3 separate regions of the Homo sapiens genome follow, and all the other regions are linked to region 1. A link is a loop called in an ENCODE intact Hi-C map of the cell type or tissue named here. Cell type or tissue: CD4-positive, alpha-beta T cell. All regions are shown on one strand. Each heading gives the region's core, and the rest is flanking DNA. Links, peaks and the distances in the headings are about the cores only.

What was found. A loop is a pair of places that touch in the nucleus more often than their neighbours do. Peaks named below come from ENCODE experiments on the same cell type or tissue, not always from the same donor. Only the 100,000 strongest peaks of a DNase experiment are listed, where the experiment ranks them.
Region 2: it touches region 1 in a loop (5-fold over the local background); 9 of 110 quality-filtered maps call a loop at or near these places.
Region 3: a loop joins it to region 1, with 2.3 times the contacts of the local background. A loop is called at or near these places in 9 of 110 quality-filtered maps.

Annotation. Positions count from the first base shown.
Region 1 is chr3:32,944,485-32,954,617 of GRCh38, reverse strand. It overlaps CCR4 (C-C motif chemokine receptor 4), which reads right to left and starts at 2,974. Exons shown (of 2, transcript NM_005508.5): 1 at 2,928-2,974; 2 at 1-1,246. The coding sequence starts at 1,195. The coding sequence ends at 113. In CD4-positive, alpha-beta T cell, for the core only: a CTCF peak has its summit at 6,722 (motif pointing left); DNase peaks (open chromatin) are centred at 1,707, 3,027 and 6,717; H3K4me3 peaks cover 3,477 bases; H3K27ac peaks cover 1,636 bases.
Region 2 is chr3:33,019,335-33,029,645 of GRCh38, reverse strand. GLB1 (galactosidase beta 1) reads left to right here. Exons shown (of 16, transcript NM_000404.4): 11 at 5,321-5,395; 12 at 7,991-8,080. Among named protein-coding and RNA genes, the nearest start is that of GLB1, 73 kb to the left of the region's middle. In CD4-positive, alpha-beta T cell, for the core only: CTCF peaks have their summits at 5,901 and 6,118; a DNase peak (open chromatin) is centred at 6,265; H3K4me3 peaks cover 1,412 bases; H3K27ac peaks cover 397 bases.
Region 3 is chr3:33,006,702-33,016,712 of GRCh38, reverse strand. It overlaps GLB1 (galactosidase beta 1), which reads left to right. Exons shown (of 16, transcript NM_000404.4): 14 at 1-4; 15 at 2,403-2,657. Among named protein-coding and RNA genes, the nearest start is that of CCR4, 60 kb to the right of the region's middle. In CD4-positive, alpha-beta T cell, for the core only: no CTCF peak of the experiment used is centred there; no DNase peak of the experiment used is centred there; H3K27ac peaks cover 151 bases.

The sequences.
Region 1 (10,133 bases), core at 1-8,000:
GGTGTAAGCCTTCCTCCTGACACTGGCTCAGGAATCTCTTACTAAAATACAATTTTAAGTAAGCTCTGAATGTGGAAAGTTCATTGACTCTGCATTTCACCATTTCATTTTTCTACAGAGCATCATGGAGATCATGATCCATGGTGGACTGCGTGTAAGATGAGCTGGGGGTGTCAGCAGAGTAAATTTGGAGGAGCCCACAGTATTGGCAGAGCACAAAAAGGCCCCTGCAGGTTTTGAAGAGCTGTAGGATGTACTTGCGAAATTTCTCCCCCAGAAAAAAGTAGATGATGGGATTAAGGCAGCAGTGAACAAAAGCCAGAGTTTCTGTGGCCTGGATGGCATAGTCCAAGTATCTTTCAAAGGTGCAGTCCTGAAGGACTTCTAGCTCCACCAGGGTCTCTAGGAAGAGCACTATGTTGTAAGGTGTCCAGAACCCAAGGAAGAGGACCACCACGGCAAAGATCATCTTCACCGCCTTGTTCTTCTTCTCATTTTTACAATGCTGCAAGGTCCTGATGATCATGGAGTAGCAAAACAGCATGATCCCTAAGGGGATCACCAATCCGAGAATGTTGATTTCCAGGGAGCTGAGAACCTTCCACGTCGTGGAGTTGAGAGAGTACTTGGTTTTGCAGTAGGTATGGTTGCGCTCAGTATAACAAGTGCTGAACAGAAAGCCAGGAAGGGAGGCGAACACAGCCACTGACCATGTAGCCAAACTGGTGATGACCCCATAAGTCAAGGTCCTTGCCCTCAAGGAAAACACCGCGTGCACAATTGCCAGGTATCTATCAATGCTCATGAGCATGACAAAGAATATGCCACTGTAAAAGCCCACCAAGTACATCCAGGAAATCATCTTGCACAGACCTAGCCCAAAAACCCACTGGTCTGCTGCATAGTAGCCCCAAAAAGGGAGGGAAAACACGAAGAGCAGATCCGAGATGGCAAGGTTGAGCAGGTACACATCAGTCATGGACCTGAGCCGCTTGTATTTGAACAGGACCAGAACCACCACAGAATTTCCAAGCAGACCAAATACAAAAACCAAGGAATACAGTGGGGGCAGGAAGAGCTCCCCAAATGCCTTGATGCCTTCTTTGGTGCAAGGCTTGGGGATACTTTCATACAGATAGTAATTGCTGTATATGCTTTCATCGAGGGTGGTGTCTGCTATATCCGTGGGGTTCATTTTTTAACTCTACAGGCTCCTCAAGGCAGGTCTGGGCCCAACCAGAAGCAGCTAATGAGGGGAAGAGCAAAGGAGATTTCTGTGAGAACAAAAATAAACCAAAGTATTGCTAAATGCAGAGCATGGCTGCGTACTGTTTTGCTCCAGGTCTGTATATGCCTTTCCCAAGATGAAGGGCTCGATTACTCACAGGGCCCTGCAGCCAGACGAAATAATTTTGGGCTTTGGAGGCAGAAAGATTTGTTTCAGATTCCAGCTTGGGCACTCACTAATTTTCTTACCTCTCTGCCAGGAGCTTCAGTTCTCTCATTTGTAAGTGAGGATCGTAAAACCCCCTTTCAAGCAGGTGTTCTTTGAGGATGTGTTTCAAAAAGATATTTCATAGTCTGGGGTTACTGAAATCACTTTCAGGGATGACAAAATCAGTTGAACAATTCTCAATTGGGTGTATTTTATATGATCATGATCATCATCAAACTGCACGTAAAAATCAATTCTACGCACAGAATCCTATTAGAGTGGGAATTCACCTGATGGATCTAGAAAACACACATCACAGCCAGAAATAAAACCTCTACCTCCCCAACCACCTTCACTTCCTATCTAAATTGGCAGATAAAGAGGTTGAAATCTTCTTAAAATTAATCACATGCTGACATGTGTATCAGAGCAATTCAGGGCTGAAGGGCTTTCCGACTCAAGGCCACTCCCTTGCTTCCTTCTTGAGGCTTTTGTGGGACCCTCACATTCCTTGTTAAAATCCTTTTCACATTCGTCAGTAAATTCACATTCGATCTCTCCCCACACCCCCACCACCACACACCCAATGCCCAAACTGTGTTTCTCAAGAAAGGGCTTTTGAAGCCAGGTGTGCAGTGGCCCACGCCTATAATCCCAGCACGTCGGGAGGCCGAGGAGGGAGGATCACTTGAGCCAAGGAGCTCCATGCCAGCGTGAGCAACATAAGGAGACCCTGTCTCTACAAAAAATTGTTTTAAAAGTTAGCTGGGTGTGGTGGTACGTGCTGATAGTACCAGCTACTCAGGAGGCTGAGGCAGGAGGATCCCTTGAGCCCAGGAGTTCAAGGCGCAGTGAGCTATGATGGCACCATTGCACTTCAACCTGGGCAGCAGAGTGAAATCCTGTCTCAAAAAAAATAAAAAATAAAAAGGAAAGAAAAGAAAAAGAAAAAAAGAAAGAAAAAAGATTTTGGTTTACTCATGCAAATAGATACTGAACACCTGTTACATCACAGAGTCTCCAAAAAAGTTTGTTGAATGACTAACAATTCTAGTCTTTCTCCACCATTTTACCAGTGAAAATGAAAGGCATAAACAAGGCTGAGGAGTTAGGAAATTATCAGGAGAACAAAAAGCCAGGAGACACAGCTGGTAAGTGTCTGGAATTATTCTGTAGGCCTTGCGTGTGTGGTATTTCTTGCCTGGGAGTCTTGCTAGAAGCAAGAAGCAGACAAGTGTATATTTTTTATGAAAATGATCTATTTATTTGGGGCATGTGGACTCAGGCCAGATGTGTGCAGGAAGAGAGTCCTGCATAAATTAGTGCCCATCAGATGAGGGCTCAGAGGGTGTGGGGACAGGTAGAAGGTGTGTGGGCTGCAAGGTAGGTGCCAAGTGTAAGCCCTAGACTCGTGAGGGGCCTGAGCATCTCAGCCAGGTCCAGAAAGCAGTGTGCGACCCAAGACCCTGGGAATGTCCCCGTCCCTGCTTACCTTGCTTTTCTGAAAGCGGCTCTGAGGAAGGTCTGTGAGGCAATGCCAGGCTTGCTCAGGAAGCACGATGCTAAGAAGGACCCGGTGCCTTTCAAGGGTGCGTGGCTTCCTGTGAGCACGAGTTATCTCCCTCACCCAACTGTACTAAGTTCAAGTGGGGTTTTTTGATAGAAGTAGGAAGCAGAAAATGATTCTTAGTCATTTCCCAAGACCGAAGGCCAAGAAGATGTGCCAAAAAAAGATTAAGAAAAAAAATGAAGTCATTTTCTTTTTAAAAAAGATTTTTAGTTTTTTTAAAAATACAAAAATGTATTTGTTGGTTTTTAAAAAAGAGATTTTTTTAAAGAAACAGGGTCTCACTCTGTCACCCAGACTGGTGTTCAGTGGTGCAATCATAGCTCACCGTAACCTTGAACTCCTGGGCTCAAGTGATCCTCCTGCCTTAGTCTCCCAAGTAGCTGAGACTAGAGGTGCAAGCCACCATGACTGACTAATTTTAATTTTTGGGGAGATAGGGGTCTTGCTATATTGCCCAGGCTCATCTTGAACTACTGGCCTCAAGCAATCCTCCCACCTCAGCTTCCTAAAGCACTGGGATTACAGGAATCAGCCACTCCTTTTTCGCTTTTTAGTTTAAAAAAAAAAATTCCATTTAACTGGCCATATGCGGTAGCAATGATCTCTACATTTTGGATCAGCAACCTGTTTGCTAGTTTCTCATCATGGATATGCAGGGGCCAGCAATCAAGATGTGCAATGTTCTCCTGACAACTGGGATCTGAGAGGCCAGGGTGAGAAGGAAGGCCAGAGATAGTCAAGAAAAAGGATATTCAAGAAGAGAGAAGAGAAAAATTTGTCCAAATGTATGTGTCTGTGAGTGACTTGGAAGGCATCAGCCAACCACATTCTTTGATTCAATAGTTGACATGGCCTCAAACCAGTGTGAAGTGGCCTGGCAACATAGCTTCAAGTCCTTTTGAGTCAGGAAGACCCCTCACCCAAGCGCCTTCTGCTTGGGGATTGCGGAGCTTCATTGGCAGTGGTCTTGGCTGAGGTCTTGATCTTCACTTTGGATGTGGGTAGCAGTCATAAGCGAGGGGCTGACATGAGCCCTAAGTCTCTCATAGCCTCAGCTTTTTGGCAACTTCCAGATGCTTTCCCTGTGTTTCAACTGTTGCTTAGCTCTTTGATTCAGCTTAAAAGAGCCATAAAGATCATTCTTTCTAAGGAATTGGCATAAATAGAAATTAAAACACTGAGCTAGAATGGTGTTAGGGAACCCCTTCTTTTTTTTCATTATCACTTGCCCCAAGGAGTCTTTTGAGACTTTTTTTCCTAACACTCCCTCATAAAATTTTAATGCTACAAACATACCATATATCTATTTATACAGTGTATGTATATCTGTGCTTTATACATAAAATGAGTATGAAATTTTTCTCCCTCCAAGAGCCAAGTTTTATCTTGGGGGCAATATTGCCTCTACTGAGAATGCACGAGTTAGAGTAGAGAGTAGAGGCACTCAACTCAGGCTCCTTGCCTCCTTGAGGCATACAGCAATATCTGGAGACATTTTAGCTTGGGGTGGGAGGGAGTTACTACTGGCTTTTTTTTTTTTTTTTTGAGAAGGAGTCTTGCTCTGTCACCAGGCTGGAGTGCAGTGGCATGATCTCAGCTCACTGCAACCTCCGCCTCCCGGGTTCAAGCAACTCCCCTGCCTCAGCCTCCCAAGTAGCTGGGACTACAGGCACGCGCCACCATGTCCGGCTAATTTTTTGTATTTCAGTAGAGACGGGGTTTCACCATGTTGGCCAGGATGGTCTTGAACTCCTGACCTCAGGTGATCTGCCTGCCTCAGCCTCCCAAAGTGCTGGGATTATAGGCATGAGCCACCGCACCCAGCCTGCTACTGGTTTCTAATGGGTAGAGTCCAGGAATGCTGCTAAAGTCCTACAATGCACAGGACAGCCCACCACAGCAAAGAGTTGTCTGACCAAGAAGATCAATGGTGCTGAGGTTGAGAAATCCTGAGCTAGAGCAATGAGCTAGAGCAATGTTCCCCAGAGTATAAACTGTGGAACCAGATTCATGGATAGCCTGCAAAAGAGAAATGGGGATGTGTGGTCAGGTAGGTCTAGGGAATGCTGGGCTTGGGTTCAGGTTAAACACAGTTCCATCCTGCAATGCTTCCTGGGGGCCTTCCAATGCTGATATCATCCTGAGCCTCTGGAAGGAGGATTTGCAATGAAAATGTCCCACGTGTATTTGACCAGCTAATCTATGCCCATTATACAGAGTAATTTATAAAATGAACATATTTCCAGAAACATGGGGCCTGAAGAAGTTTCTGCCATTAAATTATAGACTTTGAGGTACAAGTTAGAGAGCTGGCCGGGGGCGAAGTGTGAAGGGCAGGAAAGCACGTGCCGCGGCAGGGACCTGGGCAAGTTCATCTGAGCACAACGCCTACATCTCCATGGGTTCTGCCCTGGGTGGGGGCAGTGTTAAGGTTCTAGAACATACGCTATCTAGAGGTCCAAATCATCATAAATGAGCATTGATCCATATGGGTCTATAGATGATCCCTGGAGAGCCAGTTAGTCCTCCCTTGAGTGAACCTGGCCATGAGACATGCATCCTGGTCCCATGAGTGAGGCAGAGTGTGAGCTCTAGTGGCCCCATTGGTCGAGAGGACTTGCTTTGAGTCTGAGTTTGGATCTCAGTATCACCACTTACTAGCTGTGTAAACCTAAATTTTCTTATCTGTAAAAAGGGATGATAATACTTGAGGACTGTGAGGGAACTAAATGAGCTAATATTTGTAAAGCACTTAGCATAGTGGCTGGTATATACAGGTGTTCAACAACGCAGCAGCAGTGATTAGAAATGAGTAGGATAAATACTATACACAGGAATAGCTTCCTCTCTTGAAATAGCCTAGCCCAGAGCATGCCCTTGGCCATTGCTGGGATCCCAGGAAATATTTGGATTTAGACTTTTTGGGCCACATTCAATTTCCAAGTCAGGGTTCAGGTAAAAAACAGGTTTCAGGTTTCCAAGTTGCAGAGGTTACTGCCCTGGGGACAGTCAGTCTTCAGGTTGGCAAAGTAACAACATTACTGTCCTGGAGAAACACTAAGTAGGTGTCCCTTCAGTAAGGGTTTCAAAATTAAACATCCAAAAAAAAGGACCTCAGCCCCCAAAAAAGAGTCTTTTTCTCCCCCCAAGACGGAGTTTCGCTTTTGTTGCCCAGCCTGGAGTGCAGTGGCACAACCTTGCCTCACTGCAACATCCACCTCCCCAGTTCAAGGGATTCTCCTGCCTCAGCCTCCCAAGTAGCTGGGATTACAGGCGCCTGCCACCACACCTGGCTAATTTTTTTGTATTTTTAGTAGAGATGGGGTTTCACCATTTTGTTCAGGCGGGTCTCGAACTCCTGACCTCAGATGTCCACCCGCCTCGGCCTCCCAAAGTGCTGAGGTTACAGGCATGAGTCACCACTCCCAGCCAGAATCATTGTTTTATTAATGCCCATTTCATAGATGGAGAAGTAGGAACCCAGAGACGGGAGGTGGTATGCTCAAGGCAACCCAGCCAGTGAGGAACACTGTCAGGGCTACACTCACACTCCTGACATTTACATGGACACATGTTCCATTAGGCTTCGTTTCTGAAACCTAAGCAGAAAGGAGCAGGCCAACAAAAGACTCTGCAAAGCCTACCCCAAACCATGTTGGTACACAGTACAGCGCATGCTTCCAACACGAAGGAAAGCTGGAACATGAGACTACAGCGCCCCCTGGTGCATCAAGCCTTATTTCAAGGTCAAAGTCATCAAGGTACATTGCCCAGGCTCTGGCACCATACCAACCCACAGGGACCAGCATATCTGAAATTGTGCCTTCAAGAGGAGCACCACAGGACTCAGCTGCAGAGCTACGGTGATTAGGCCTTCAAACCTGTTATTTACAGCTCAAAATGAGAAGCCTGCCAGGCAGGGCCACACCAGGAGTAACAGGGACAAGGTAACAATGAGCCGGAGCTGTAGGGGCAGTTAATGTATGGCAAGCATGTGAGGTTACTTAGCAGTTTATGTGTGGCAAGCATGTGAGGTTACTTAGGTTTCAAGGGCTTTCTGCCCATTGGCTATTTTGAATAATTTTGTGTGTTCAGAGCAAAGGGGCTGTCCCTAGTGCCTGGTACCTGGCCTCAGGGCAATTAGGGCTAATGCATAGTGGCCCCTGAGTATGAGGGTCTGATAAGAGAAGTGATTGGGGTGTGAACTTAGCTGTTCAAAAAGGGGAACTGACTGGCCTTTAGCCAGCGCCTTAAAACTGGTTCAAGACAGCATTTAAAAACCAACAACAACTATATTACAGAGGAGGTCCGAATAAACAGACAAAACTTTGGTAAGGAAATAGAAGACTGCAAACAACTAAATTACTAGTTAATTTTTTAAAAGATAACTAAAAATTCCTACACATTTGGAAATTAGACAACACATTTTCATGTGACCTGAATGTCAAAGAAGATACAACAATGGAAAACAGAAAACACATATAAGTGAATAAAAATAAAATATCACTCATCAATGTTGTGGTGGGTAGCTAAATTGGGCCATAGAAAAATTAAGACTTTAAATGGTTTTTTTGGTTTGTTTGCTTGCTTGCTTTGAGACGGAGTCTTGCTCTGTCACCCAGGCTAGAGTGCAGTGGCACCATCTCGGCTCACTGCAACCTCCACCTCCTGGGTTCAAGTGATTCTCCTGTCTCAGCCTCCAGAGTAGCTGGGACTACAGGCCAGCAACACCATGCCCTGCTAATTTTTGTATTTTTAGTAGACACAGGGTTTCAACATGTTGGTCAGGCTGGTCTCAAACTCCTGACCTCAAGTGATCCACTCCCCTCGGCCTCCCAAAATGCTGGGATTACAGGCGTGAGCCACCATGCCTGGCCTTAAATGTTTATAATTAAGAGAATGTTTAAATGTTTATGTTTAAGAGAAGAAAGACTAAAAATTAATGACTTGTTTAACTAGAAAAAGAATCAGTAATTTTCTAGAAAATTTCCAAAGAAAAAAATAATAAATAAGTTTAAAAAAAAAAGAAAGAAAGAAAAGGAAGCAGTAGGAAAAAGAAGAGCAGAATAAATTCAAAGGAGGTGTAAGGAAGAAAACAATAAATGTAAGAGCAGCTGGGCGTGGTGGCTCATACTGTAATTCCAGCTACTCAGGAGACTGAGGCATGGGAGGATCGCTTGAGGCCAAGAGTTCCGGGGTAACATAGCGAGATTCCATCTCTTAAAAAAAAAGAAAAAAAAAGAAAAGAAAACAGTCCGGGCACAGTGGCTCACGCCTGTAATCCCAGCACTTTGGGAGTCTGAGGCAGGCAGATCACCTGAGGTCGGGAGTTTGAGACCAGCCTGACCAACATAGAGAAACCCCGTCTCTACTAAAAATACAAAATTAGCCAGGCATGGTGGCGCATGCCTGTAATCTCAGCCACTCAGGAGGCTGAGGGAGGAGAATCACTTTAAGCCAGGAGGCAGAGGTTGCGGTGAGCCAAGATCACGCCATTGCACTCCAGCCTGGGCAACAAGAGCGAAACTCCATCTCAAAAAATAAAAAGAAAAGAAAAGAAAATGAAAAAAAAAATGACACATATAAGAACAGAAATCAAAAGTAAAATAAGCCCACTAAAGTATTTGGAAACACTAATGTAATTGGCATACCTCTAGGAAGATAGGCAAAGAAGCAGAAGAGAGAAAAAAGGAAACTTAAAACTGCAAATACAGACTAGCGATTAGAAACAAAAACTAGGCCGGGCGCGGTGGCTCACGCCTGTAATCCCACCACTTTGGGAAGCCAAGGCTGCTGGATCACCTGAGGTCAGGAGTTCAAAGCAAGCCTGACCCACATGGCGAAACCCCGTCTCTACTAAAAATACAAAACTTAGCTGCGCATGGTCGCAGGCACCTGTAATCCCAGCTACTCAAGAGGCTGAGGCAAGAGAATCGCTTGAACCTGGGAGGCGGAGGTTGCAGTGAGCGGAGATCTTGCCACTGCACTCCATCCTGGGTGACAAAGTGAGACCCTGGGTCAGAAAAAAAAAAAAAAGAAAAGAAAAGAAAAGGAAAGAAACCACTTATCAGTAGTTTAAATGCATTGCACAAAATCAAACTAACAGAAGATGATTTTACAGGCAAATTCCATCAAACATTCAAGGTACATATAGTAATCCTCCCTTATCCTTGGGAGATACGTTCCAAGACCCCTAGTGGGCACCTGAAACCACAGATAGTGCCAAACCCTATGTATAGTACTATATTTTTTCATCAGGTAACTCAGATGACTACTCCATGATTAATGGGCAGGTAACATATGCAGTATGGATATGCCGGACAAAGGGATGATTCACATCTCCTGTGGGATGACTAAGATTCCAACATGCTACTCAGAATGGCATGCTACTTAAAACTTAAAGAATTGTTTATTTCTGGAATTTTCTTTTCTTTTCTTTTTTTTTGAGACAGAGTCTTGCTCTGTTACCCAGGCGGGAGTGCAATGGCACGATCTCGGCTCAGTGAAACCTCTGCCTCCCGGGTTCAAGGGATTCTCCTGCCTCAGCCTCCTTAGTAACTGGGATTACAGGCGCCCGCCACCATGCCCAGTTAATTTTTGTATTTTTTAGTAGAGACGGGGTCTCACCATGTTGCTCAGGCTGGTCTCAAACTCCTGACCTCAGGTGATCCGCCCGCCTTGGCCTCCCAAAGTGCTGAGATAACAGGCGTGAGCCATGCACCCCGCCTGGAATTTTCAATTTAATATTTTTGGACCATAGTTGACCTCATCTACCTGAAACTGAGGAAAGCAATAAGGGGGAATTTCTGTAAAATTCTGATCTCATGCATATTTTTCCCCCAGAAATACAAAAAATAACACACTAAACTCTGATTGCCGGGCGCGGTGGCTTGAGCCTGTAATCCCAGCACTTTGGGAGGCTGAGGCGGGCAGATCACTTGAGGTCAGGAGTTTGAGACCAGCCTGGCCAACATGGCAAAAACCCCATCTCTACTGAAAATACAAAAATTACCTGGATGTGGTGGCACACACCTGTAATTCCAGGTAATTGAGAGGCTGAGGCACAAGAATTGCTTGAACCCAAGAGGCGGAGGTTGCAGTGAGCCAAGATCATGCTAATGCACCCCA
Region 2 (10,311 bases), core at 1,821-9,820, 73 kb before region 1:
AGGACATGATCTTGTTTCTTTTTTATGGCTGCATAGTATTCCATGGTGTATATATGCCACATTTTCTTTATCCAGTCTACCATTGATTGTCATTTAGGTTGATTCCGTGTCTTTACTAGTGAAAATACTACTTTTTGTGGTGTATTAATATAACTGATTTATACACATTTCTCACTCTCTGGAATAGGTTTATAAGTCTAGTACCAAGCATAGGACCTGACACAGAGTACTTTCTTAATAAGAGTTTGTTGGATGAATGTATGAAAACATTAGAGGTCTTGGTGAAGGAAAAGCTGGTCACCATTGAATCTAGTGGATTCCACAGGGAAAAGAGCAGCTTCCCGTGTTGAATGTGTCCGGTTAAGTATGAGAAGCAACATTTCTGATTGCTCTGAAAAGTATGATTAAAGCACAAATTATTATGGAAAAATAATGGTTTAGAAGTATAGCATTTTGGTATATTTGTTCATTTCTTTTCTGAAACATTAATTAGCTAAGGTAAAGATGAGGATTTTGCTATATGATAATCAAACTAGTATCAATGAAAATCATCAATATTAAAATGAAAAGTTAGAAAATTGTAGTAAATGGGATAGACAGATGAAAGCTTAATATCTGTATTATAATGAGCTAATATCACTGATCAGAATATCAAGATCTACATAGAAAATTGGGTAAATGATGACCAGGCGCAGTGGCTCACGCCTGTAATCCCAGCACTTAGGCCGAGGCGGGCGGATCACCTGAGGTCAGGAGTTTGAGACCAGCCTGACCAACATGGAGAAAACCCGTTTCTACTAAAAATACAAAAAATTAGCCAGGCGTGGTGGTGCATGCCTGTAATCCCAGCTACTCGGGAGGCTGAGGCAGGAGAATCGCTGGAACCTGGGAGGTGGAGGTTGCAGTGAGCCGAGATTGTGCCATTGCACTCCAGCCTGGGCAACAAGAGCGAAACTCCGTATCAAAAAAAAAAAAAAAATTTTTGGGTAAATGACATAAGCAAGTATGGATACTTGATGAAAATGTGAGTATACACTATTTTAAGAGTCTTATACTCATATCCTTTGACCTAGTCACCCCACACTCAGAGTGTTACTTTTAAAAAATAAAAATTTAAAAGGATAATGCTATAGACATGAAGTTTGAGACTCCATCTCAAAAAAACAAAACGAGAAAAAAGAGGCGACATAGGGTAATATGCTAATTGATGGAACTAATAAATAAAGATATAAGGATATTATTTTAAAGGTACAAAGATAACTAGGAGAGAAGCTGAAAATGGTGATATAACCATAATAGCAAGAAAGGAAGATAAACTTTCTTTATCTTCTGGGCTGTACTCTCATGTGTTAAAGAAATCAATGATAAGAAAAAGCAGTACACATATATTACTTAGAGACCAGAAGAAGCAAAAATAGGAACAATTAAATAATCTTAAAATGTGCTGGGCGTGGTAGCTCACACCTGTAATTCCAGCACTTTGGTAGGCCAAGGTGGGAGGATCGCTTGAGTTCAGGAGTTCGAGACCAGGCTAGGCAACATAGTGAGACCCCATTTCTACAAAAATAAAAATAAAAATTAGCAGGTCATGGTGGTGCATGCCTATAGTCCCAGCTACTCAGGAGGCTGAGACAGGAGGATCACTGGAACTCAGGAGGTTGAGGCTGCAGTGAGCCGTGATTGTGCCACTGTACTTCAGCCTGGGCAACAGCCTATCTCAAAACAAAATAATAAAAAATGATAATTTTTAAATGGCTTCCTCTGAAAGAACTAAGAGAAAAGTGAGGCAGGGGACTGTTGCTTTTCACTATAACAGTCTTTTGTCCTCCTCTTTTTATTTATTTTATTTTATATTTTATTTTTTGAGATAGAATCTCACTCTGTCACCCAGGCTGGAGTGCAGTGGTGCAATCTCAGCTCACTGCAACCTCCGCCTCTCAGGTTCAAGCGATTTTCATGTCTCAGCCTCCCAAGTAGCTGAGACTACAGGCATGTGCCACCATGCCTGGCTAATTTTGTATTTTTAGTAGAGATGGGGTTTCACCACGTTGGCCAGGCTGGTCTTGAACTCCTGACCTCAAGTGATCTGCCTGCCTCGGCCTCCCAAAGTGCTGGGAATATAGGCGTGAGCCGGGTGTCACTTTTCTGGCTGGAAACCTCTGTGGCCTGTGGCGCCTTTGCCCGAGTTTTGCTCGGGCCCACTGGGTTCGTTCTGCCCACTCGGCCTGGCAGGCTGCACTCGGTTCATGCTTCCTGCCTGGATCCCATACCTGCCAAGGGCAAGTCAGGCATAAAGCGGCAAGGGGTGTGTGAGCAAGCGTGGGGTTGAGCCACTGTGCACGGTCAGACACGCTGGCTGCTGCTGCTGCAGGGTGAGCAGCTCCAGGTTGCCCGCACAGGCGCCAGCCCTCTGCAAGGCTGCAGCTGGACCAGGTGCACTGCAGACAGCTTCTCTGGCTGGCATCAGGGTATGCAATAGTGCCCAGAAGCTTGGAGATGCCAGGAACCACAGGGCCCCAAAGAGAGAGTCACAGCCCCAGCTCGGGTAGCTCCCAGGTCTGGGCTCCCCAAAGGACCATAGCTCTTCTCTCCTTTTCCCCCACAACGTGGTGAGCAAGGGGCATGTTTCAGCCCTATTTGTGTTACAGCTCTTTTAGCCTCACCATTCAGCGGATCTTGAGTTCTTGTCCTACATCCAGGAAGAATGAGGTATACAGACAAGTGGAGGGTGAGCAAGATGAAGAGTAGCTTTATTGAGCGATAGAACAGCTCAGAGGAGGCCCACAGTGGATAGCTTGTCTCCATAGCCAGGGTGTCCCAGCGAGTGTTCAGCTCTCAGCAGAGAGGGTAGTGCCTCTCTGTGGGTAGATTGTCCCATCCTCCCTCCATCCTCTCAGCAGAGAGGATAGTTTCTCTCTGCAGCTGATTGTCTCCCCTTGTCTCTCCATCTTCTGGTCTTGCTGAGCCAGCAGTTGTTATGGGCTTCAGTGGGGAGGAGGTGCTGCTTGGACCATGGCGGCCATTGGCAGGCCCAGGGAAAAGCACCACAAGTTACCCCTCTGGTCCATGAGACTAGTGGCCCGAACCCCAGGCTTCGGGCCCTCCCCAGCTTGAAGGTGGGGCTTCACCAGGGACTCGCCCCCTTCCACCCAGGAGCCTGTCTACCTTCTGCCACCATTCATGGCGCCCGGGCTGTTTGTGCCAAGGGACGCCTACAGGCCAGTGCTGAGCTGCCCTCAGCACCCCCTCGGCCTCCCTCCTGTGCTCATCGGTGCCCAAAGTCCAGAGGGGGCTGAGGTGGCAGGGGGCTGGCATGTCAGTGCTACCCTGAACGTTTGCACACCCAGCCAGCGTGCGACAGCACGTGGGCTCAGCCCCATCCTTGCTCCGAGGTCGGAGTGGCGCTGGGAGAAGAGAGAGGCTAGGCAGCGGGAGCAGACACCTCTTAGCCTTTTGGGGGAGGGGGACCTTCCTGGATCCCCAAGAGTGCAGAGATGTTTCCGTCTGCAGCTGCAGCTTGGTAGCTGCAGCCACGCCCAGCTCCTGCTTGGCTCCATGGATCGTGGCACTGCCCCGGGCACAGCTCTACCTCGGGGCCCTTCTCTGTCCGCCCCTCCGTGCCCAACCACGCTGCTCCCCCACCAGCGGGTGACTCGGCCCAGTCCCATCGTGGCGGGCTTCAGGGACTGACCACCTCCTTCCTGCTGCACCCTTTCCACAGCAGCAGCAAGGCAAGAGCAGTGACGCGGGGCCAGGGTCAACAGCGGCAGAGGCTCCGGGCCTGGGAGTGGGTCCTGCCTGGCCCCGTGAGGCTGGGGACGGCACAGTCAGCTGCCTCGGGGACATGGGGCACAGGGGTCCTCTCCGCCGCCACTACTGGCCCTGCAGCTGCTCCCACCGCCACGGCCCACGACCTCCTTCCGCCACAGCCAGCGTGATGGCAGCAGCTGCTCCCACCGCCACGGCCCACGACCTCCTTCCGCCACAGCCAGCGTGATGGCAGCAGCTGCTCCCACCGCCACGGCCCACGACCTCCTTCCGCCACAGCCAGCGTGATGGCAGCAGCTGCTCCGGGCTACAAAGAGGCGATGCTGCCAGCATTGTGACTTTTAGAAAGGGAAACCAAAAAAAAAAGAAGGAAAGAAAGAAATAGAAGGATCTTGAGAACTCACAGTACACTCTACTTGAAAAGCCGGATGGCTACAGACATTTCTAAGACGTGGGACTTTCTCCCAGATCTTCTTACTCCATAATTGTATACATACATGCACATATATGTGTGTGCATGTGTATATGTCCAGATATAATATTTAACATTTAATAAGGATTTATTTTGAAAAATAGTTTCAGACTTTCAAAAAAGTTACAAGAATAAAAGTAGTTTAAAAAAAGAGGATTTGTGGCCAGGCGCGCTGGCTCACGCCTGTAATCCGAGCACTTTGGGAGGCTGAGGCGGGCGGATCACCTGAGATCAGGAGTTCGAGACCAGCCTGACCAACATGGAGAAACCCCATCTCTACTAAAAATACAAAATTAGCCAGGTGTGGTGGTGCATGCTTGTAGTCCCAGCTACTCGGGAGGCTGAAGCAGGAGAATCACTTGAACCCGGGAGGCAGAGGTTGCGGTGAGCTGAGATCGTGCCATTGCACTCCAGCCTGGGCAACAAGACCGAGACTTCGTCTCAAAAAAAAAAAAAAAGAGGATTTGTATATTCTCCACCCGGACTTATCTGTGTCAACATTTTACTCTACATGCTTCATCACTCGTGCATAGACTTGTTTCTTCTCTCTCTCTGTCTGTGTGTGTGTTTTCTAAATCATTGGAGGATTGCATACATCACGGCCTTTACCTTTAAATACTTCGTTATATGTTTCATAACAATATGGAGAAGTATTCTCTCTTGTAACCACAGTAAATTTAACATTGATACAGAACTTTAGCAATAAGATTAATATTTTTCCTATGATAGGCTGTCTCCCTTCAGAGTCTGTCACGTACCTGTTTCCTTTTTTCCTCCCACTCCCCTAGCCTTCTGCTGTTTACCCTCATTCTCTCTACTTGTTTTTGCTCTTTTGTTTTGAGGTCTTTCGGTTTATAATTATTTGGATATTCCTGAAGCTTAAAACACAGACATACACTTAGAGGTAAAAAATTTACCAGATCCTGCTTTGGAAGAAGTCTCTAGTTCCTTTGATTTTCCAAAAAAGCAGTGGCACTGTTGAGTCTTTGACCTTGCTTTCAAATAATAAATTTTATGAATATGTTTCTGAAGGTTTACCAACTTTTTTTCTTTTCTCTCTTTTTCTACTCTGGTTTATAGTTTGAAAAAGTACCAGAAGGTCCTATCCCTCCATCTACACCAAAGTTTGCATATGGAAAGGTCACTTTGGAAAAGGTAAGAAAAAAAAATAACAGAAACTTTGAAAGTGAGAGATGGGAGTGAGAAAGTGGAATTTAGTAGCAGTGAGTGAAAGTGCTGTGCTGGAGGAATTGGTTCGTTATTTTTCTGCGAATTTGTTTTCTGCAAGCCTAATGGGGTAAATGATGTTTCTGGGAAAATGGGGAGAGAGAGGTGAGAAGATACTCATGCCTGTTGACAGGATGAGCAGATGAGACATGGGTGGGAGTAGTAGGCATTCTTGGATCATTTGGGTCATCTTGGTTCCTTTATCAGTGGTTTAAACAGTGTCAAGTGCCTTTGTGGAAATAACATGCCACCTCATTGTTATGGCTGCCAAGGCTCTTTGTCGTATTTACCTTTTTTAGGAGTTCCCCAAAATCACAGGCATTTTGATAGACCTCTGCCCTAAATTATATACTTACCTCCATCTCAAAGTCATGTCCTAATTTTTATGGTCTGTGGTTTATACGTTAAATGGGGACACTGGGGGAAAAGCTAGAAATCAATCATAAATAGGAGTTAAGGGCAATGTATTCTAGGAAAAGCGAAAAAGAAGAGAGGTTTTACTTAATAGTCAGAGGAGTGACATAGCCAAAGTCAATTTGTTTTGACCATCTGTGTCTTCAGGTTTTCCCCTTTTATAATCCCTAACTCCTACATGTATTAACTCACAAGAAAAAAAAAAAAGAACCGTTACCTATTTCTTAAGAATCTCGATATCCTAAAATAGTATCGTAAGTTTTTATCTTCAAGCAAAATGCCAAACATGATTATGTAATTTTTCCATCCAAGAAGCCCTTTGACATGGTTGGTTGGTTGAGTTCTTATAACATTTTCCACCTAGTGTCAGATACCTGTGCTACATTCTACAAAGAATGTGGTCTTTCTGTCTGATAAGGATCTTTCTTTAGATTAATCAGACTTCAGTCACTCTTGTAAAGGGAGCACCTTCTACTTGTTCATTGCTACAGCTACTTAAGGAAAACTTTGGTTTGTTTGTTTCAGAGCCATGACAAATCTATTTTTATGCAACAGAAAATAGCTCCAAATGTTCAAAACAACAACATTGCTAAAACCAAGCTAGCTTATTACCAAAAGCACATTCTGTTTACCGTGAAGGAAAATTGTGTGAGCAGAAATGACTTTTTATTTTTAAATAAATATATACAGTTGAAGATAGCAAATCAGCATATAACTGAATTAAGTTTATGTAGAACACAGTTATATAGAAAATAAGTTTTTACCGTGAGTTGAATTTCTTAGTGTTCAGGTGGGAAAACACCCATATGAGTAGCTGGCTTGATGAAATTGTAAATGAGATTTTTTTCCTTGATGCTGCACATCAGCAAGGTAACCATGGGAAGTGTTTATGAAATTCCTAACTGGGCTGGGCATGGTGGCTCACGCCTGTAATCCCAGTACTTTGGGAGGCCGAGGCGGGAGGATCACCTGAGGTCAGGAGTTCAAGACCAGCCTGGCCAACATGGTGAAACCCCGTCTCTACTAAAAATACAAAAATTAGCCAGGCATGGTGACACATGCCTGCTCAGGAGGTTGAGGCAGGAGAATCACTTGAACCTGGGAGGAGGAGGTTACAGTGAGCCAAGATTACGCCACTGCACTCCAGCCTACCAGCCTGGGTGACAGAGTGAGACTCTCTCAAAAAAAAAAAAAAAAAAATCCTAACCAGTATTATAGTCATGGAAAATCCTGGGGTTTGGAGCCAAATCTAACTACAAATCCTGGCTCTGTCATTACTCAAGTGGACTTCTGTGAGTCTCCACAACACAGGGACAGTAGTACCTGCCTCACAGGGTAGCTGTGAGTATTCAATGAGCTAGTGCATGTAAAACGCTGTATCTCATCTGGAGTGTGTAGACAGGCAATGACTGGTAGCTGTTATTATTATTGTTGTTATTGCATCAGAATAAGTATCCTGGGTTGCAAGAATACACAATCCTTTGTATTGAATATAATAAATACTTACCAGGCATTTACTATGTTCTGGGCATTGGGGCTGAGAATGGAACATATCTTATCCTTAAGGAGCTGACAGTCTGGTGAGGAAGACAAAGATGAGCAACTGAAAAGTGATACAGGCATGGAAGATATGCCACACACAAGTTCAGAGGAGGGTGAAGTAACTAGGAAGTATTAAATATTAAGGTGATATAATAATAGCATGTCTAATCTTAGTTGAATGTAACTGGCCTCTGGTTACTACTTTTACTTCTTAGTTGTTTTACTCGGGGGTGTTCAGAGAGGGTTTATAAGGAGGCAGCATCTGAGCCTTCGTTTTCATTCATTTTAAGAATCTTTTATAGGTCTCTGAGCAGGTTGGACTTCCGAATAGGTATGTTTGAAACCTTTTTAAGACTACTATCATTCATAGTTTTCATCAGGAGTTAGGGAGTAGATGGAGAGGACTGAAGGAGACTGGGAAGCAATACTGAGTGGAATTTGAATGATTTAGGTTTATTTAGGGGTTTGGTCAAACCCACTGATGTCTTTGATAATTAGGGAATGACTCTGTAACCTGATGACCAGTGAGGGGTGCAGTGTGTGAATGCTGCTTTTGTTTCTTTTCAGTTAAAGACAGTGGGAGCAGCTCTGGACATTCTGTGTCCCTCTGGGCCCATCAAAAGCCTTTATCCCTTGACATTTATCCAGGTGAAACAGGTAGGCCTTCAAAGGTAATGCCTCGCCTTTTTTCTACTTGCAAAAGTGTGCTTTCTGCACTGCCTTGCAGTGCCCATTCTGAATTCAGGGGCCAAAATGGTAAGCAAATGCATCAGATCCCAGGTAAATGAACCATGAATTTCCAGGCTCTCTTTAGCTTGAAGTGCTGCGTGGTGGGCTGATCATGCCTATATTTTTTGCCCCACTTCTTCTCACTCATACAGGAGGTAGCCCAACCTGCTTCAACATAATTCTGTACAAGTTATAAATTGAGTTCACTGACCAATCTAATTAATCTTTATTACTAGGCATCAGTGGAAGATCACTGTTTTAATACTCAAAACAGACAGTTTAATTATTTGTTCTTAGTTCAATGGCATAAGGACTGTGTTTTTTGGTAGACTAGGTTCTTTGAGATTCTTTTTCCTGCTTTTGAAGAGAACAGAGCACATCTTTTTTTTTTTTTTTTTCAGTGTTTGTATATGTGTATGTGTTTGATCTCCAGACACTGCCTCATCTTTATTTTTTTAAAGTTTTTCCCAGCATTTTGTTTTGGAAAATTTTAAATCCAAAAAAAGTTGCAAGAATAGTACAATAAACACCCATATGCTTTTTACCTAGATTCACCAATTGTTAACAGTGCTTTAATTGCCTTTTTCTCTCTGTGTATGTAGTCAACTGCTTTTCTTTTTCTAACCATTTGAGTTATCAGCACCATGTCACTCCACAGCATACATCTTTTAAGAAAAAGAACATTATCCTGCAGAACCACAATACAATGATCACACATGAGAAATTTAATATTGATGCAATCCTATTATCTAATATAAATTCTATAGTCAAGTGTCCCTGGTCATTGCAATAACGTCCTTTACAGCTTAATCTTTTCTCAATCCAGTTTCCAATCCATAATCACACATTAATTATATTCTCCTTAGTCTTCTTCCGTCTGAAACTGTTCCTAAGTCTCTCTCTCATGACATGGACATTTTTGAAAAGGTCGGGGTGTTTGTAGACTTTGCCTCACTAATTAGATTCAGTAAGACATTTTGGACATGAACACAACAAAGGTGATATGTCCTTCTCAGGGAATGATAGCAGGATGCCCGTGAGACCAGCTTGTCCCTTAACTGCAATGTTAAGCTTCATCACTTAGGATCTCAGCCCCATGTTTTGAAATGGAAGGTTATCCACGTCCTCCTTTCTGATTTTCTGTGGCAACCACCTTCTGGAAGGAGTCTGAACAGTAAGGCAAAATAATAACAGCATATCTAATCTTAGTTTAGTGAAGTTTGCTGTCAGTTCCTGTTTTTACACCTGTGATTTTATTCCAACAATTCTATTTTGCAATAAAATGAATAATTAAGTCCCCCCACCACACACACATTCACTGTTTCATGAACGTTGTATAGGGTACTCTGCAGTCCTAGCACCCACATCTATAAATGGAACTTACCTGCACTTAGCAGAGCTGTTGAGCACTTCAGACAATGATCCCAGAGCACGTGTAGCCTGGGGAGGGAGTTCCAGGTTACTATATGAACACGTGCAGCCATTGTTCTTTCTCAGACCCCTTCTGCTTTCTGATCTTTGGCCAAGGTAGTGCTCTCAGATTGGGTGGGGCTTCCTGGGCCCTGGCTCTTTCAGATCTGGGGCAAGTCCACAGAATATCTATTTCCAGCAAAAAACCCCAAAGGGCACAGACTTCAGGGAGTGGGGCTCAGCCTACTGTCTCTGCAGGGATCCCCTGAGCCTCAGCCACACCTGCCTGGGGAGCATCACAGCTTCTACCCCTCCTTCTGGAAGCCCTTGACAAAGCTTTCCTCAGCCCTTGAGGAAACTTACCACTTTAGCTAGTTTTCAAAATAAGTAAATAAATGAACCAGAAGGAGATGGAGATGTGGAGCCTGGGCGGGAGGTGTTCTTGCGCTAGAAGGTTTGTGTGGTCTTAGTAGCATTTCTTGTGCTCAGCTCATTCCTGCAACACAGGAAGGTGGATTAGTGCTCTCCTCAGCTCCTCCCAGTCACCTTTCCACTTGCCTGAAGTTTACTTTCTTTCTTTCTGGGCCCTAGAAGTAGGGAAACTTTTCTCTGTTCCATGCTGGATCTCTATTTGCATTCTGTTCCATAACTGGATTTATGTCCCAGCTCAGCCCTGCTAATAATGTCCACAGCAGGAAGTAAATAAGCAAAGTCAATAACTATAATTCTGTGGATTATTATGTCAATAA
Region 3 (10,011 bases), core at 1-8,000, 62 kb before region 1:
TAAGGTAGGACAAACCACACTGTCAAGACTAAGGTTTAAGGGGTGACAACTTAGAAGTTGAAGCCCAGTACAGTGGCTCACACCTGTAATCTCAGCACTTTGGGAAGCCAAGGCAGGAGGATCACTTGAGGCCAGGAGTTCAAGACCAGCCTGGGTAAAATAGTGAGACCTCTACAAAGAATTAAAAACTTAGCCAGGTGTGGTGACATGCACCTGTGGTCTCAGCTACTCAGGAGGCTGAGGCAGGAGAATTGCTTGAGTCCAGAAGTTGGAGATTAAAATGACCTATGATCATGCCACTGCACTCTAGTCTGGGTGACAAAGTGAGACCTTGTCTCAAAAAAAAGAAGTAGTTGAGCTATTTTGAAGAGCTGTTTTCCTCTGTAGGTGATGAGAAAGTTGAGCTTTGCAAACAGAACCTTTCCCCTGTGTTTGAGTTTGGTCATCCTATAGAAAGAAACAGAAGGAGGAAGCCCCTCCACCATGCTTTTCCTCTGCTTTAAAAGACCACCAAGCTCACTGAAGGCACTCCTTTGCCAGTAAAGCCAGCTGAGCCTCTGTTCTGCCCTGTTTTATGGGTTTGGATGGTTAGCCTGTGGCAAACTCTTCACTTGTAGGAAGCCTCTTCCCTTGGGGCACTGGCTCTCACCTCTGTTGATTACTCCTGTGTCCAGATGTGTAGCCCAAATAAGTTTTTCTAACACATATTTTTAGAGCATTATTCAGCAAGCATTTGTTAAGCTCCCACTCCGCGAGATGCCCCACCAGGTGCTTTGGGGAATGCAAAGGTGTCAAGAGACAGGCTTCTCTCAGGGAGCTCAACCTCCGCGAGAGGAGAGAATGCCTTATCAAGGGAACAATGGCACCACCCAGGCTAGGGCAGGACAGGTGTCTGGGGCTATTTCCTGACCCTCTTGAGATCAGGCAATTACATCTTAGGGAACTTAGGGAATAGCTGTGTGCAGGCCACCTTTGCCTCCAGTATAAATGTCTCTCTCATAGTTCTTGTGCTCAGGGTGGACTTCATGGCCTCCTGCCTGGCTCTCACAGGCCACATTGACCCATGGGAGTGACTCGACTCTGTTGTGTAGTCTCTGGGTCTCCAGTACCTGTCAAAGAGCCTGACATACAGCCACCTGGTTAATATTTATCAAATTATTAAATGGGCAATCGAGACTTGGTATCTGGGATTCCACTGGGAATGGGGAAGTTCCCTACATACAAGCCAGGGAAGGGGAAGTTAGCTGAGCCTTGACAGCCCAGCCCTGGCCTGTGTGGAACAAATAGAGCAGCTTCTGAATTCAGGTCTGAGGTTTGCCATCGTCATCATTACCTTCCTATCCTCTTAAGGTATCACAGTATTCTCATGTATGTTATCTCACTTGGCCCTCATAACAGGTGAGTGACTCGGGTGTGGTCCTCCCTGTGATGATGGCTGAGGTGCTCAAGGCCAATATTTGCTCCTGGCTGCATCCGTCGTACCTGCTCCATCCGCAGTGGGATGACTATTCCTTTGTATCCCACACTCACTCATTCCTTCTGTCCCCAGATTCCATCTTGAGACAGGATCTTGCTGTCACCCAGCCTGGAGCGCAGTGGCACAATCTCGGCTTACTGCAACCTCTGTCTCCTGGGCTCAAGCAATCCTCCCTTCTCAGCCTCCCAAGTAGTTGGGACTATACGTGCATGCCCCCACACTAGGCCAATTTCTGTATGTTTTGTAGAGACTGGATCCCTTTTTGTTTTGAGATGGAGTGTCGCTCTGACACCCAGGCTGGAGTACAGTGGCGCGATCTCAGCTCACTGCAACCTCCACCTGTCAGGTTCAAGCGATTCTCATGCCTCAGCCTCCTGAGTATCTGGGATTACAGGCACCTGCCACCACACCCAGCTAACTTTTGTATTTTTAGTAAAGATGGGGTTTCATCATGTTGGCCAGGTTGGTCTTGAACTCCTAACCTCAAGTGATCTGTCTGCCTTGGCCTCTCAAAGTGCTGGGATTACAGGCATGAGCCACTGCGCCTGGCCCATCTTTCTTGGTGCCCATCTTTCTCTATTCTAGCAGTGGCTCTCAGCCAAACTCTGAAAATTTGGGAATTTGGGATCAATCACTCTAGCAACTCAATGCCCTTTCTGTAGAAGCAGAAACTCTGGGCCTTTTATAGAGACATCATGACCTGCAAAGGAGAAAGCTATAGTTTGGGGAATATATCTCTTCCCAAGGATTTGTAATTCAACCTCCAGTTAGATCTGTGTTACTTCGATGTACACATATTTCGAGGTTCATTTCCTGTTGGTGTTTTGTATCCCGGTTTGCTTTTCCCATTTCCCTGGAATGCAGAGACATGTGAAGCCTTTTTCCTTCCCTCCCCAGCTCACTGTGCTCTGTTTCTGCTTTGCAGGGTTTGGTTTCTAACCTGACTCTCAGTTCCAATATCCTCACGGACTGGACGATCTTTCCACTGGACACTGAGGATGCAGTGTGCAGCCACCTGGGGGGCTGGGGACACCGTGACAGTGGCCACCATGATGAAGCCTGGGCCCACAACTCATCCAACTACACGCTCCCGGCCTTTTATATGGGGAACTTCTCCATTCCCAGTGGGATCCCAGACTTGCCCCAGGACACCTTTATCCAGTTTCCTGGATGGACCAAGGTACGTGTCTTCATGGGAAGGGTTTGAATTCAGGCCTAAACTTTTGGTTGTTAGTGTCTGAGAAAGAATCACAAAGAGCTGTTAGTGAGATATCGTGTGATGGTTTTGAGTGTGGCGTTTCGGACATTCTTCAGGAGGCGGATTGTGGCAGATCTTCAGGGATTCAGTGGCCAGCTCGGAGGTGCTGCCATCTGCCCCCTTGTCATTGGCTTCCTGTAGTGAATGACACCATCCTGCCTCCTCCAAGAAGAATCATGACCCCTTTTGATGCTGATTATAGGGGTGCTTTCTCTTTATCTTGAGGACAATCCAGTCAAGACAAAGAGGTGGATCCCTCTGGGAGAGTCTGTCTGGTTTTCATTTATGCCAAGCCCAGTGCTCCCAGAATATCCCCACCTGCATCCAGCCCCACACCCCTGGGGCTTCTATCATAAGCTGTCTGCTTCTCCACTCTTCCTCATCCATTTTCACTTCCCAGTCACTCCGCCTTGTCGTTTGAAGACATTGGCATATCTTCCTTCACCGCCTTCTCCTCTCCCTCATGTCCTGTTTTCATCCTAGATCACCTTACCATCACTCATTCAACACACTTCTCATTCTGTGGCCACTATGTGCCCAAGGTGTGTGCCAGGCACTAAGGATACAATCATGAATAAAACCAAACATGGTCCTTTCCCTCATGGAACTTTCAGTCTAGTGAGGGAGGCAGACTCATATTAAAAAGTAAAACCATAGCTGTGATGGATGCTAAGAAGGGCTATGGGGTTGATAATAATTGGTGCATTTTGCCTTGTCAGGGAGGTCAGGGAAGCCTTCCCTAAGATAGTGATGCTTGTCAGAGATATGAAGGATGAGTAAGAATTAGCATGGCAAGAAGGGAAGAAAGCATGTTCCTGGGAGAGGTAACAGCTTGTGCAAAGGCCATGGGGTTGGAGGGGAAAATGTCAAGTGTGGAAAGTAGGTAGAGACTAGATTGGGACGGGCCTTATAGGCCACGTTAAAGTTTTGTCTTTGTGTTGAGAGCCATTGAAGCAGGAGAGTGACATGATAAGACTGTGATCTGACAAGCTCCTCTGACCCCATTGTGCAGAATGGTTTGGGTAAGGACACTTATGGATTCGAGGAAACCATCTAGGAGGCTGGACCATAGTCTCATTGAGAAACTGGGATGGTGGTATCTAAGATGGAGATGACATCAACTATTTGAGAGATGTTCAAAGTTGGATCAATAAATTGTGACAATGGATTGGACAGGAGGGTTTGGGGAGAGGGATATGTCTCGGATGACTCAGGTCTCAAGCTTGCAGCTGGGCAGAATGGTACCATTTGCTGAAAGAAGCAGCTTCAGAAGGGGACTTAGGCTTAGAAAGGGGGGTCATGAGTTTGAATTTAGACCAATTGTGTTTGAAAAGCTGCCTTAGTCTATTTGGGCTGCTATAACAAAATACCATAAGCTGGGTGGCTTATAAACAACAGGCATTTATTTCTCACAGTTCTGGAGGCTAGGAAGTCTTCAATATCAGGGCACCAGTAGATTTGCTGTCTGGTGAGAGTCTACTTCATCATAGACAGCACCCTCTATGTCCTTACATGGCTGAAGGGGCAAAGGAGCTCTCTTGGGTCTCTTTTATGAGGACACTAATTTCATTCATGAGGGCTCCACCTTCATGACCTAATCACCTCCCAGAGGGGGCCCCACCTCCTAACCCATCACATGGGGGCTAGAATTTTAACAGATGAGTTTTGGGTGGACACAAACATTCAGACCATAGCAGAGGCCTTGGAGAATGGCTGGGAAAGACAGTATTGGAGGAGGGTTGTTGGATCTATAGGCTGGGAATTCAGGGCAGGGATCTGGGCCAGGAATGTATGTAGAAGATCATTGTTGTATAGATGATTGTTGAAAACATGGGCTGGATGAGGTCTCTCAAGGAGAGAGGATGCAGAGGGAAGAAAAGAGGACGTAAGGCTGATGTTTGAGGGACAAAAACATGATGAAGACTGAAGAGGAGAGACCAAACAAGTAGGAAGAAAACCAGCATTTATGCTGCCAAGAGGACAAATAAGATAAAGACAGAAGCACTTCGGTGGTTTTAGAAGCAAGGAGGCCCTTGGGAATCAGTAAGCCTTGTTCCAGTGGAGTGAAGCATCTCCCAGCCAGATTGCATTCTATAGAGAAGACCAGGGTAAGGAATACGAACAGGAATACTTGAATATAAACGTTCTTTTTGAGAAATTTAATTCTGAAGAAGAGGAGAAAATTATGTTAATAGCTGGAGGAGGAGAAGGCAAAAGATGTACATGGTGTGTGTTTAATAAAATGCCCTTTTATTTATTTATGTGTTGCTTGTTTAAAATTTATTGAAATGTATTTTCATTATTCTGTTTGAAATATTTTCTTTTTTTTTTTTTTTTTTGAGATGGACTCTGTCACCTAGGCTGGAGTACAGTGGTGTGATCTCTGCTCACTGCAACCTCTGCCTCCCGGGCTCAAGCAATTCTCCTGCCTCAGCCTCCAGAGTAGCGGGGACTACAGGCACACACCACCACTCCTGGCTAATTTTTTTTATTATTTTTATTTTATTTTTTATTTTTTGTTTTTTTTTTATTTTTATTGGAGACGGGGTTTCATCATGTTGGCCAGGCTGATCTCGGACTCCTGACCTCAAATGAAGTCTCGAAAAGTGCTAGGATAGACATCTGAATTCATTCCAACTTATAGTTATTATAGTTATTATAATACTGCTGTAAACACTTGCATGTAAGTTTTTATGTGAACTTGGCCTCGAAAAGTGCTAGGATTACAAGTGTGAGCCACCACAGCCATCCTGTTAGAAATATTTTCTACTTTCCCATATGATTTCTTCTTTGAACCATAGATTATTAAAAAGTATGTTTTACTGGGTGTGGTGGCTCATGCCTGTAAATCCCAGCACTTTGGGAGGCCGAGACGGGTGGATCACCTGAGGCCAGGAGTTCAAGACCAGCCTGGGCAACATGGCAGAACCCCATTTCTACTAAAAATACAAAAATTAGCCAGGCGTGGTGGTGAGTAACTGTAATCTCAGCTACTTGGGAGACTGAGGTGGGAGAATCTCTCGAACCTGGAAGGCAGAGGCTGCAGTGAGCCAAGAGCATGCCACTGCACTCCAGCCTGGGTGACAAAGCAAGACTGTGTCTCAAAAACAAAACAAAAACAAACAAACAAAAAAAGTATGCTGTTTAATTTCCACATATTTTGGGTTTGTAAAAATATCTTGTAATTATTAATTTGTAACTTAATTCCTCTATAAAACTTCTAAAATTTCTCTCTAGGGAGAGAAATCTCCATGATCTTGGGTTAGGCAAAGACTTCTTAGATTTGACACCTAAGGCATTATCCTTAAAGAACAAAAATTGATAAATTGGACTTTATCAGAATTAAAAATATTTGTTCTTCAAAAAGCATTATTAGGAAAATGAGAATCCAAGCCACAAACTGGGAGAAAAATAATTTTCAAATCATATATCTAACAAAGGACTTATATCTAGAATATGTAAAGAATTCTTACAATTCAATAATAGACAAACAGCCCAGTCACAAAAGGAGCAAAGAACTTGAATAGACATTTTACCAAAGAAGGCATAAGATGGCTAAGTACATTTGCATTTGTATACCTTCTTTGGTAAAATGTCTATTATAAACTAAAATTAGTGGCTGATTAATGTTCAACATTATTAATCATTTGGGAAATGCAAGTCAAAACCAAAATGAAATACTACTTCACACTCACCAAGATGGCTAAATAGTAAGAAGGACAATAGGCAATGTTGGAAAGGACATGGGGGAAAGGGAATCTTCCCACATTGCTGGTAGAAAGATAAGAAGGTACATTTGGGAGCATAGTTTGGCAATTTCTTCAAGGGCTAAACATAGATTACCATAGAACCCAGCAATTCCGCTCCTAGGTATATACACAAGAGAAAGGAAAACATGTTCACATAAAAACTTACATGCAAGTGTTTATAGCAGTATTATAATAACTGTAAGTTGGAATTAATTCAGATGTCTATCACCTGACAAGTGGAGAAAGCATGTATATCCATACGATTCCTCAATAAAAAGGAATGGAGTACTGATAACATGCCACAATCCAGATGAATTGGAAAAATATTATGCTAAGTAAAAGAAGCCAAAACTAAAAGGCTATGTATTGTATGACTCCATTTATATGAAATGTTCAGAAAAGGCAAATCCATAGAGATAGTAGCTTACTGGTTGCCTAGGGCTGAGGGTGGGAATGGAGCGTGACTGTTAAGTGGGCATGGGGTTTCTATTGGAGCTGATGGATATGCTCTGAAACTAACTTGAATGATGGCTGCACAGTCTTCTTAAATGTATTTAGACTTGTTTTATGGCCCAGCACAGGCATATATCTTGCTGAACATACCTTTGGAATTTTAGGCTTTAATATCCTCTCTCTGGCTGCATGTTTCTATGCACCAAACTCTCATGCCTACCAACCTTGCTCTTAAATCTTTTTTTTTATTTTTTTGAGACAGTCTTGCTCTTGTCACCCAGGCTGGAGTGCAATGGCACAATCTCGGCTCACTGCAACCTCCGCCTCCTGGGTTCAAGTGATCCTCCTGTCTCAGCCTCTCGAGTAGCTGGGATTACAGGCACCCCCCACCACACTTGGCTGATTTTTGTGTTTTTAGTAGAGATGGGGTTTCACCGTGTTGGCCAGGCTGGTCTTGAACTCCTGACCTCGTGGTCCACCTGCCTTGGCCTCCCGAAGTGCTGGGATTACAGGCATGAACCACTGCACCCGGCCTTAAATCTTATTAATGACCTGAAACATTCCACCATTAAGGCTGCAGTTCTTCCTCTACCAAGCCTAGGCCTTACCACAATCTTTTTTATTTATTTATTTATTTATTTATTTATTTATTTTTTAAGATGGAGTTTCATTCTTGTTGCCCAGGCTGGAGTACAGTGGCACAATCTTGGCTCACTGCAACCTCCGCCTCCCAGGTTCAAGCGATTCTCCTGCCTCAGCCTCCCATGTAGCTGGGATTACAGGCATGCACCACCACGCCTGGCTAATTTTGTATTTTTAGTAGAGACGGGGTTTCTCCATGTTGGTCAGGCCAGTCTCAAACTCCCGACGTCAGGTGATCTGCCTGCCTCGGCCTCCCAGAGTGCTGGGATTACAGGCGTGAACCACTGCGCCCGGCCACCACGATCTTTTTTTAAGAGTCATCAGTCCACCTGCCCCCTTGCCCCTTTGGCCTTCTACTCTGCCTCCTTCATTCCTCCTCCATGTAGAATGGATCCACTACTGGTGTCTCTGCTGGTTCACCAGTCACTGAGCACAGCTAAGGGACTTCTCAGCGCATTCATCGTGGCTACCATCCCCTCATTGTTGCCAGCCTCCAGAAGCCCTCAGATTTGCCCAGCAGTCCTTGGTCTCTCTCTGCTCCTTTCCCCCACTGGCCTTTTCAACCTTCAGCACCCTCCTTAAGCCACCTGACTCTCCACCCTCTCCACTGAAGACCTCATCCTCCTTGACTGCTATCAGGTGTAACTCCTTTGTTCCCTCAGCTTCCTGTCAGACTTATCTCTCTGCCTCCAACCTCATTTCCTGCCCAGTGGTATCTAGGAGGAAGTCTGAATTCTGAATCTCCTCCCCACCTTCTTCCTTCAGGGCAAGATCCTGTTCTCATATTTCCTCTACCTGCATTTTGTCAGCCTCTCCATCTTTCTGCCGAGTCCCATTTTTCAGCCAAAAAGTGGTAACTAGGAGCTCTAGGACCTAAACACAAAGAAAGCCCTCCCTGGATCTTCCCCCTTTAGCTAGCAAGTTCTTGTTCCCTCGATCCCTCTTTTTCTCCCCTCCTAATGCAGTAGAGACCAATGGAAAAGTGTGGGATGTGTTGGAGGTCAGAGGGAGGTTCATCTTGGCCAAGTCTTAAAGGTGTCACACGCAAGAGTTACTGACCCAGGCGTTCTGCTCAACGCTTTATAGACACTATCTCCGTAGCCATCAAAAGAGGCACCTGTGGTAGATGGATCATTATCTCCAGTTTGCAGATGAGTAGCTGGAGGCTTAGATAGCTAAGTAACTTGTACGAGGTACAGAAGTGCTCAGTGGCACATCTACCTGAGCCCCAGCCGTGTCTTGAAGGCCCATGTGAAAAAGCAGGCAGCATTGAGAACCGGTGAGGAACTCATACTCATTATCTAGGCTGGGGCTCTTTACTTATTTGGTCAGTCTGATGAATGCTCTGCATCTCCAGGCTTGAAAGTACATCTCCACACAGTATTTGTGAATGTGTCAAAGGGTTCAGACCCCCAAAAGCCCATCTAATCCATATGTCCACTCAAACACTTGTACACAACTGTTCATTGCACCGTTATCCATAATTGCCAAAAGGTGGAAACAGCCCAAATGTCCATCAGCTGAGGAATGAATAAACGAAATGTAGTACATCCATACAATGGAATATGATTCAGCAATAAAAAGAAATGAAGTATTGATACATGTTACAACATGGAAGAATTTTGAAAACATTAGGCTAATGAAAGACGCCAGTCACAAAGGACTGTATGTTGCATGATTCCATTTACATGAAATGTCCGGAACAGGCAAATTCATATAGACAGGAAGATCTGTGATTGCCTAGAGCAGGGAAAAGAGAGTGTTGGTTGGATGGGAAGAGAATGTTAAAGGGTACAGGGCTTCTTAACGGAGTGACGAAATGTTCTATAATTGACTTTGGTAATGGTTGTGCAGCTCTGTAGTATACTAAAGACTGCTGAATTGTATGGTATATGAATTCTATGTCAATAAAGTGCCACACACAAGGCCCATCCAAGAAGTTTGTGGACTTTGGACTGAATGCGTGTGAAGGTCCAAGGGTACACACACATCCTACCTAACACAGAACCAATGTGGTTTCTGTTTTCTGGTGCACAGTGGTCCCTGCTGCTGGGGACAGTCCCAGGCCAGCTCTGGGGCTTCTAAATGATCAGCCACCTCAGAACAGGCAGATCCCACTCCCACACTGAGTGCTAAGCTCTGACATTTGAAAGAATGAGCACGTTAGCACATGGTTTGAATGCAGGGAGCTGGCAGTTGCGGTGTGGGGTTGGACAAAATGATCCCTGAAGCCCCAGCTGTTTCTAAGGCTGTGCACTAACCCCCACATCCTTCATCAGGAGAGGCCCTTGTCAAAGGCCCTGGCACAGGACTCTATGCTCTTCCTATTCATTTTACTGTAAAGAAACTACCTTGATTTAGAGAGCAAAGTCACTGATAAGGGCGATTCATAAGATTAAAAAATCACTTTTGTTTACACTGGCTTTACTTGA